Linked DNA regions of Homo sapiens: all the other regions are linked to region 2. Evidence: read pairs that join two places in POLR2A ChIA-PET (ENCODE). Cell type or tissue: MCF 10A. All regions are shown on one strand. Region 1 holds the start of ARFRP1 (ARF related protein 1). Region 2 holds the start of TPD52L2 (TPD52 like 2). Region 3 holds the start of PTK6 (protein tyrosine kinase 6).

Region 1 (2,500 bases), 160 kb before region 2:
GATCAGGATGCAGTACTCGTCCTTCTGAAACATGTACTTGTACAAGCCCGACAGCAGCGTGTACATCCTGCCCTGGGCACCCCAACATAGGTCAGTGTGCAGCCAGAAAGCACCTCCCCTCCCCCGGGCTTCTCCACGGTGGTCAGTGGCGCCCCACGTCCAGCCGACCGCTCAGGACGAGAGCCTGGGGGCCATTCCCGACTCCTCGTCCCTCTCCCACCCCGTCCCTCTGTAACTTCTCCCAGGTCAGCCGCCACTGTGTCCTGCTCACAGCAATGACTGCGACCTCTCCGCATACACATCGGTTCCGGCCCCTCCCCTGCTCGCGGGACTACCCAGCCGGGTGTTCACAGTGAGCTCAGCCGCGCTCCCGCCCTCCCCCGAGGCTTCGCTCCCACGCTTCACGCGCGCGGAACGGGGAACACACTCGCTGCAGCCCCGCCTGGGCCACGGCACCCTCGAGCGCCAGCCCCGCGCCCCACCCGGGAGCAGCGAGCCACCGGCGCGCTCCCCAGGAGCCCCTGCAGGCGCCGGGTAGGGACGCCCCATCACCCCATTTCTTAAAACGGGGACGGCCCTGGGGGGAGCGGACTACAGGGCGGGTGAGCAGCGGCGCGGCTGCTCCTGGAGTGCACCTGGAGGCGGCGCGCGGCTGGCAGGGAACGACTGCGAAGGAAGAACCTGGGTCGCGGCCCCCGGCTACGTCCGCCCCAAGCCGCCGCCGCCAGGTCTGAGGCTCCCCGACAAGCAGCCAAAGCTGGCTCCTGTCACACCCGCGTCCCACCTCGAGTCCTGGGCCGCCCCTCGGGCCTCGCGCCTCACCGCACAGCCTGCGGCCTACCTGCGTCCGCCGCGCCCTCGGAGCCGCTGCTGCTGACCCCCGCTGACCTCCGCTGACCCCGCGCTAACCCCGCGCGGCGCCTGACGGGACGCGGGCCGGCCTCAGGGAATGAGCTGAACCGCGTCCCAGCGGCCTCCGCGCTCCGCTTCCCGGCTGCCCCCGCGCGCCAAGCACTTCCGGAAGCGGCGGCGCTCGGGAGGAAGTGCCGATCGGCTGCTGGGGCGAAAAGGGGGCGCCGGGCCGCTCTAGCCGGTGAGGCCGGCGGGCTCTCTGTGGCTGCGGCTGGGAAACCGCGCGGAGGAGGTGCCCGGCCGGGGACCAGGTGGCCGCGGTTTGCGGGGACGCGGCCCTGGCCAGACAGAAGAGACGCCGGGCGGGGGGGCGCGGCCGGCCTGGAAGGCGGCGGGCGCGGCGGGTGGGCTCGGCGGAGGGTGAGGCGGCGGGGCGCCCCGCGGGGAAGGGGCTCCGGAGTGACGCGGGACCCGGCTAGCGGCGAGCCCACGGCGGCTCGGAAGGGAAGCGCGGAGCCTGAGCGGGGGTACCCGGGCTGCGACCTCTGCGCTGGGAGCTGTGCCTCTGAGCCGGTGTCTCCCCGAGGGAAAGGGGACGTGCCCGTGCCCGTGCCCGCCCTCAGGCTGTGGGGTCGGTCCCGAGACGCGGGGCTCAGCTGGCTTCTCTTCTTGCAGCCCTGGTCCAGCGCCTCCCTCTCTCAGCATGGACGAGGAGAGCCTGGAGTCGGCCTTGCAGACCTACCGTGCGCAGCTGCAGCAGGTGGAGCTGGCCTTGGGCGCCGGCCTGGATTCGTCTGAGCAGGCTGACCTGCGCCAGCTGCAGGGGGACCTGAAGGAGCTCATCGAGCTCACCGAGGCCAGCCTGGTGTCTGTCAGGAAGAGCAGCTTGTTGGCCGCGCTGGACGAAGAGCGCCCGGGCCGCCAGGAAGATGCTGAGTACCAGGCTTTCCGGGAGGCCATCACTGAGGCGGTGGAGGCACCAGCAGCGGCCCGTGGGTCCGGATCAGAGACCGTTCCTAAAGCAGAGGCGGGGCCAGAATCTGCGGCAGGTGGGCAGGAGGAGGAAGAGGGAGAGGACGAGGAAGAGCTGAGTGGGACAAAGGTGAGCGCGCCCTACTACAGCTCCTGGGGCACTCTGGAGTATCACAACGCCATGGTGGTGGGAACGGAAGAGGCGGAGGATGGCTCGGCGGGTGTCCGTGTGCTTTACCTGTACCCCACTCACAAGTCTCTGAAGCCGTGCCCGTTCTTCCTGGAGGGAAAGTGCCGCTTTAAGGAGAACTGCAGGTAAAGCCCTTTGTTGTCAGATGCCAACCTTAGGGGCGTAAGGGGCACGCACACAGGGTCGGGTCAGGATCGGCCCTCCCTTTGCTTTGCAGTTTTGTCTCAGCTTCCTGGGGCAGGCGTGCTTTGACAGCTGTGTCTGTGTTCAGGCGTCTACGTCTTCCTTCTGGGGTGAATCAAGAAGCATGGAAGGAGGCCAGGCGCGGTGGCTCACGCCTGTAATCCCAGCACTTTAGGAAGCCGAGGCGGGCAGATCACCTGAGGTCAGGAGTTCAAGACCACGCTGGTCAACATGGTGAAACCCCATCTCCTTAAAAACACAAAAATGAACCGGTCGTGGTGGCGCGCACCTGTGGTCCTGGCT
Region 2 (2,500 bases):
ATCAGATCCTAAAGGGCTTGAATACCGTTTAAGGCTTTTCTTCCGGGAGCAAGTAGGAGCCAAAGAAGGGAAGTTGCGGGACTTGTTTTCGTGGGGCCAGTTGCCTGGTGGTTACGCGCCTCTCCTCTGAAGTCAGGCATCCTGTTCCAGAGTATCCTGGTTGCGCTTCAACTTGCGGAGTGACCTGGGGCAAGTGACTTTAACCTCAGCTTCCTCATCTGTGGAGTGGGGAGGGCGCAGCGCTGGTCGCCCTGAACAGGAAGTGAGACAACCTCGGGGTGCACACGCGCAGGCCCGAGCCGCAGGGTCCACGCCCGAGGCGAGGCGGCAGCGGCGCCTGCAGGGCGAGGGGACGAATCGCGATCTTTTTCAGAGTAACCCGCGTACAATAAAAAGTCCCCATGAAAAGGACAAACTAGCCAGGCGTGAGGGGCGGTGGCTCACGCCTGTAATCCCAGCACTTTAGGAGGCCGAGGCGGGTGGATCACCTAAGGTCAGGAGTTCTAGACCAGCCTGGCCAAGGTGGCGAAACCCCCGTCTCTACTACAAATACGAAAATTAGCCGGACGTGTTGGCGCGCGCCTGTAATTCCAGCTACTCGGGAGGCTGAGGCTGGAGAATCGCTTGAACCCGGAGGGCAGAGATTGGAGTGAGCTGAGATCGCGCCATGGCACTCCAGCCTGGGCAACAAGAGTGAAACTCCGTCTCAAAAACAAACAAAAAAGGACCAACTAAAAAAAGAATATAAATACAATAAATAACAGGACTTACGGGGGCAGGCTGACCCCTAAAGTAAGGGGTCGGGCTGGAAAGGATCTCAAGGGGTCAGAGTTTGAGCCGCCGAGGCGCGCGAGCCCCAGCACTCCTAGGCAGCTGCATCCGCCCCGGAAGATCCCCTGGGGCCCTGCGCTGGCTTTCCACAGCGCCATGTTGGACGGTCCTCCCACTTCCCACCTTCCCAGTCCTCCCGCTACTCTGACCGTTCTACCTGTGATTCTCGCTGGTGGAGTCAACCTGGAATGGATTCCCGCCGAACCACGCCTCCCTTTCCTGGTTCGCCCGCAGTTTCGGCCTATCAGGTTGAGTCGGGTAAACCAGGACGGGCCAAGCGGCACTCTCATTGGATATCACTGGTGGGGGCGGGAAGAAGGCGGAGCACGTGCCCGGGCGGAAGTAGCCGTCGCATCGCGGATTACGAAACGCCGCGGAGCTGAGGCAGTTCCGCTGGCTAGTGTGTACGCGGCGAGCTTCTCCCGGCGCCGCCCGCTCGGCTCCCATAGCGCCCGCGACAGCGGTCCGGACGCCGCCCGAACATGGACTCCGCCGGCCAAGGTACCTGCCGGGCCCGGCCCCTTCGCCGCAGATGGGCCCAGGCTGCCCGTTGTTCTCCGTCTCCCGGGGTCGCGTCTGCGACTCTCTGTCCTCTCGGTCTCGGTTCACCCACCCCGCGGCCCCTCTTCAGCTCCCGGGGCCACTGACCTCGAAGCTTATGATGGTCGTGGTGTGTTTTTTGCCCGCGGCCCAGACCGCTTCCTGGGCTCTCTCCAGCCGCCCTCCTGGTCTCCCCTGGGACCGTTCCGAGGTGTGGTTCCCTGGCGCCCGCCGTTGCTCCCGTAGTTTGGGTTCTGTCGCTCCCAGCAGGTCTCGCTTATGCCGCCCACCCCGTGCCCTGCTCTTGCTTGCTCTGCCACCCCCCGGTCCCTGCGCGGGGCCCTCGGGTTCACGCTGTCTGGCCCTGGACCCAGTCCGAGGTGTTGAGGGCGGCTCCCGAGCAGAGAAGGGGTCTTCGCGTTCAGCAGAGCTCCCCTTGGGCAGCAACTCTGCTCGGAGCTCAGCCTGCTTAGGGGTTGCCTCATGGAGAGGGGGTGGAGTGAGTCAGGGGCACACCCAGCATACCAGGCCTGTTTCCAGAACAGTCTCCCCAGAGCAGTATGAGATGGCCACTGAGGGGCGTGGAGCGAGCCCAGGAGATTAAAATCTTGAGAAGATGATAAAAGTCTGCCTTGCATTTTGGGGCTCTAGAGAGGGATGCTAAATTTCTTTCTTTCTTTCTTTCTTTCTTTATTTTTTTGAGACGGAGTCTTGCTCTGACGCCAGGCTGGAGTGCAGTGGCGCGATCTCAGCTCATTGCAACCTCGACCTCCCGGGTTCAAGCGATTCTGCTGCCTCAGCCTCCTGAGTAGCTGGGACTACAGGCACGCGCCACCAGGCCCAGCTAATTTTTGTATTTTTAGTAGAGGCAGGGTTTCACCATGTTGCCCAGGATGGTCTCGATCTCTTGACCTTGTGATCCGCCCGCCTCAGCCTCCCAAAGTGCTGGGATTACAGGCGTGAGCCACTGTGCCCGGCTACATATTAAGCTTTATAATTCCTAGGTGCTGCATTATTCTGGAGGGTGTTTTTTGTTTGTTTGTTTTTGTTTTTTTGAGATGGAGTCTCACTCTGTCGCCCAGGCTGGAGCGCAGTGGCTAGATCTCGGCTCACTGCAAGCTCCGCCTCC
Region 3 (2,500 bases), 330 kb before region 2:
CAAGCTTCGTTTCCCCCAAAGGCCCTGGAACGCTCCGACAGACCTTGTCACTGGCCACCGGGCCCCAGAAGTCCACCCTGGACCCTCTGTCCTCCCTGGGTCCCGGCAATGCAGCGTCCACCCCCGAGCTGTGACAAGGATGAGCCCAAGGCAGGGGCCGTGCCCTCTGACCCCCGTGCTCCAACTCCCGCAGGGACAGTCCTGGGCACTCCTGGGCGCCAGCGCATGGGGCCTGCAGGGAGGATCAAGCGGGATGCCCAGCCTGGACTTTGGGGTGCAGGAAGATGGAACCGGGGTCCCCACCTTCTTGGGCCTCCCTGAGCAGCCCAGAGCCCTGTCCCTCCCCTGTGCCTAGAGGGTGGCCTGTGCCAAAGCTCCCAGCAGCCTAGGACACGCACGGTTCCGACTCCACCGTCTCCCTCTCGGCCAGGTAGTTGTGGGGCACATAGCCCTGGGCCACGGCCCCACCCGCCTCGTCCAGCAGCGTGGCCCACCACCACTGCTCCTCCTTCCTGGCCACGTGGAAGACGTCCCCCGCGCGGAAGCTCAGCTCCTCGTCCGTCCGGGACTTGAAGTCCCAGAGGCCCACATACTTGGGGCCCAGGTGAGCCTGGTCCCGGGACACCATGGCGGGCGGGCGCAGCGGCAGGACCAGGCTGTGGCCCAGCTGGAGCACCCAGAGCTGGGCGTGGCAGGCGGGCCGTCCCACTTCCTCATGACAGGCCGGGAAGCAGCCACACCCAGCACCCACAGGCGCTCCAGAGCACCCCGGCTCCTCCTGAGGGCCCAGCCGGCCCCACAAGTCCTCAGGCCCACTGGGGCCCATCTGAGCACTTAGCGCCCGCACTATGGGAACCCACTGGGCAAGCACCGCCAGGGCCGGCCTGAGCGCAGGAGAGGGGGAGGAGGACCTCCCGGTTGGGGCTTCTTGGGGGTCCAACTTATGGACACTCAGGCACTCAGGGAAGCCAACGGCCCTCTGGGAACAAGCCTCGCAGCCTGAGGGCAGGAAGGTGAGGGCTGCAGGCGCTGCCTTCCCAACCCTCAGAGCTGCGGGGGCACAGGTGGGGGCCGCCTCTCTCCCCGCTTCCGGCAGCTTCCCCTCCACCCGTCGGTGCCCTCACCCAGCCCCAGACTCCACCCCTGAGCACAGGGCCCAATGTCAGGAGCTGCTGTGGGCAGGCGTCCTGAGAGCGGCCTCATGGGCAGGCCCGCCCTCGGGTAAGGGCCAAGCAGGGAAGAGGGAGTGGAATCAGGGCAGCGACAGCTGTGTGGGTCGGCCCGGAGGACTTCCCGGAAGAGGAGGGCCCGAGGGTTTTGGGGGATCCCCGGGGAGGCAGAGCCAGGGGCACCCACGGCTGAAGAAACGGGCACTGCCTTCCTCCACACGGACGCCAGGGGGCAGGCAAGGACCGTGAGTGCGGCCTGGAAGCGCCCATGGCGCTGGGGCCCAAGGCCACAGGTCCCTCCCAGGCAGCCCCTCCCGCCTCCAGCCTCTGCCTCCTCCTGTCCAGCCCGCAGGACCCCTGCCCCCTTCCAGCTGGCCTCCCTTCTCCCGACTCATGCCTGAGTGAGCCCTGCCGTGACCCCCACCTGCACCCGACGGCCGCCTGCCCCCCAGCCCCTGAGACTCGGGACACCCCCTCCCTGGAGGCCCCTCCCCGCCCCACCCTCCCACTGACCCTACTGTGTCCACCCGGGAGCTCCAACCCAGGGACCTGGACTGGCAGCCACAAGGGGGCAGGAAGGGGCGGGAAGGGAAATTCAAAGTCTGCAAGGGGTGGTAAGGAAAGTCCCTAAACTGCGTATTTCAACTTTTATTTTTATTGCAAAGAGAAATAATGGCACCTTCCACTCATTGTTTTGAGATTAAGAACAATAATCTGGATTATTTAACAGGCTCATAGATTTCTGGGCAGCCCAGCTCAGCGCTGACCAAGGTGGGGAGGGGCAGCGGGGTGCCGGCCTGGGCAGTGTCCCTCAGGCCCTCCCAGCTCTGTCTGGGGTCGGTTGGGGAGGATGCAGGGGGAGGGGTGGGGGGTGGGGAATGCGGAAGGAGGGTGCCGGGGCACCTGGCCGGGCAGCGTCCCTCAGAGCCCGGCCAGACTCTGGGCCCGTGAGTCTATGTCCAGGAAGCCTCGAGTATCCCTGAGTTCGGACGTGCAGGACTTTCAGTCTAAGCCACACCAGGAGGCAGGAACGTCCCCAGCCCCTCCCAGATACCCAGGAGCACCAAACCTGTTCAGCTGGTGGCTGGCGAGATGCCTAGGAGGGCACAGGTGCCACAGACACACCTGGTCCCCTTAATCCCAGTGGCGGCTGCAGAGAGCACAGAGGGCGAGGCCTTCTGTGCCAGAGGAGCCCCCAGGCTGCTGTGCTGGGGACCTGCCAGAACTGGAAGCTCAGCTCAAGGCCTCAGTGGGCCCAGGTACCAGAACCAGCCCCTCCCCTAGGTTCTCCCATGCAGATGGAGCTGGGCAGGTGGCCAGGGTCCCAAAGG

The links. Peaks named below come from ENCODE experiments on the same cell type or tissue, not always from the same donor. Only the 100,000 strongest peaks of a DNase experiment are listed, where the experiment ranks them.
Region 1: POLR2A ChIA-PET joins it to region 2 with 72 read pairs; 22 of 35 experiments call an interaction of 5 or more read pairs at or near these places.
Region 3: POLR2A ChIA-PET joins it to region 2 with 39 read pairs; 20 of 35 experiments call an interaction of 5 or more read pairs at or near these places.

What each region holds. Positions count from the first base shown.
Region 1 is chr20:63,707,026-63,709,525 of GRCh38, forward strand. ARFRP1 (ARF related protein 1) reads right to left here and starts at 951. Exons shown (of 8, transcript NM_001267547.3): 1 at 842-951; 2 at 1-72. The coding sequence starts at 66. It overlaps ZGPAT (zinc finger CCCH-type and G-patch domain containing), which reads left to right and starts at 1,014. Exons shown (of 7, transcript NM_181485.3): 1 at 1,014-1,093; 2 at 1,528-2,139. The coding sequence starts at 1,556. RefSeq lists enhancers at 17-76, 939-1,899 and silencers at 227-276, 367-606, 1,027-1,086, 1,127-1,286. In MCF 10A, no CTCF peak of the experiment used is centred here; a DNase peak (open chromatin) is centred at 946.
Region 2 is chr20:63,864,053-63,866,552 of GRCh38, forward strand. It overlaps TPD52L2 (TPD52 like 2), which reads left to right and starts at 1,218. Exons shown (of 7, transcript NM_003288.4): 1 at 1,218-1,332. The coding sequence starts at 1,314. It overlaps ABHD16B-AS1 (ABHD16B antisense RNA 1), which reads right to left and starts at 1,021. Exons shown (of 2, transcript NR_165314.1): 1 at 772-1,021; 2 at 1-218. RefSeq lists enhancers at 1-175, 269-1,468, 508-1,228, 1,950-2,500 and a silencer at 636-685. In MCF 10A, a CTCF peak has its summit at 355; DNase peaks (open chromatin) are centred at 309, 1,079 and 1,879.
Region 3 is chr20:63,536,687-63,539,186 of GRCh38, forward strand. PTK6 (protein tyrosine kinase 6) reads right to left here and starts at 690. Exons shown (of 8, transcript NM_005975.4): 1 at 399-690. The coding sequence starts at 628. SRMS (src-related kinase lacking C-terminal regulatory tyrosine and N-terminal myristylation sites) reads right to left here. Exons shown (of 8, transcript NM_080823.4): 8 at 1,803-2,500. RefSeq lists an enhancer at 789-878 and silencers at 999-1,148, 1,479-1,748. In MCF 10A, a CTCF peak has its summit at 1,384 (motif pointing right); DNase peaks (open chromatin) are centred at 725 and 1,265.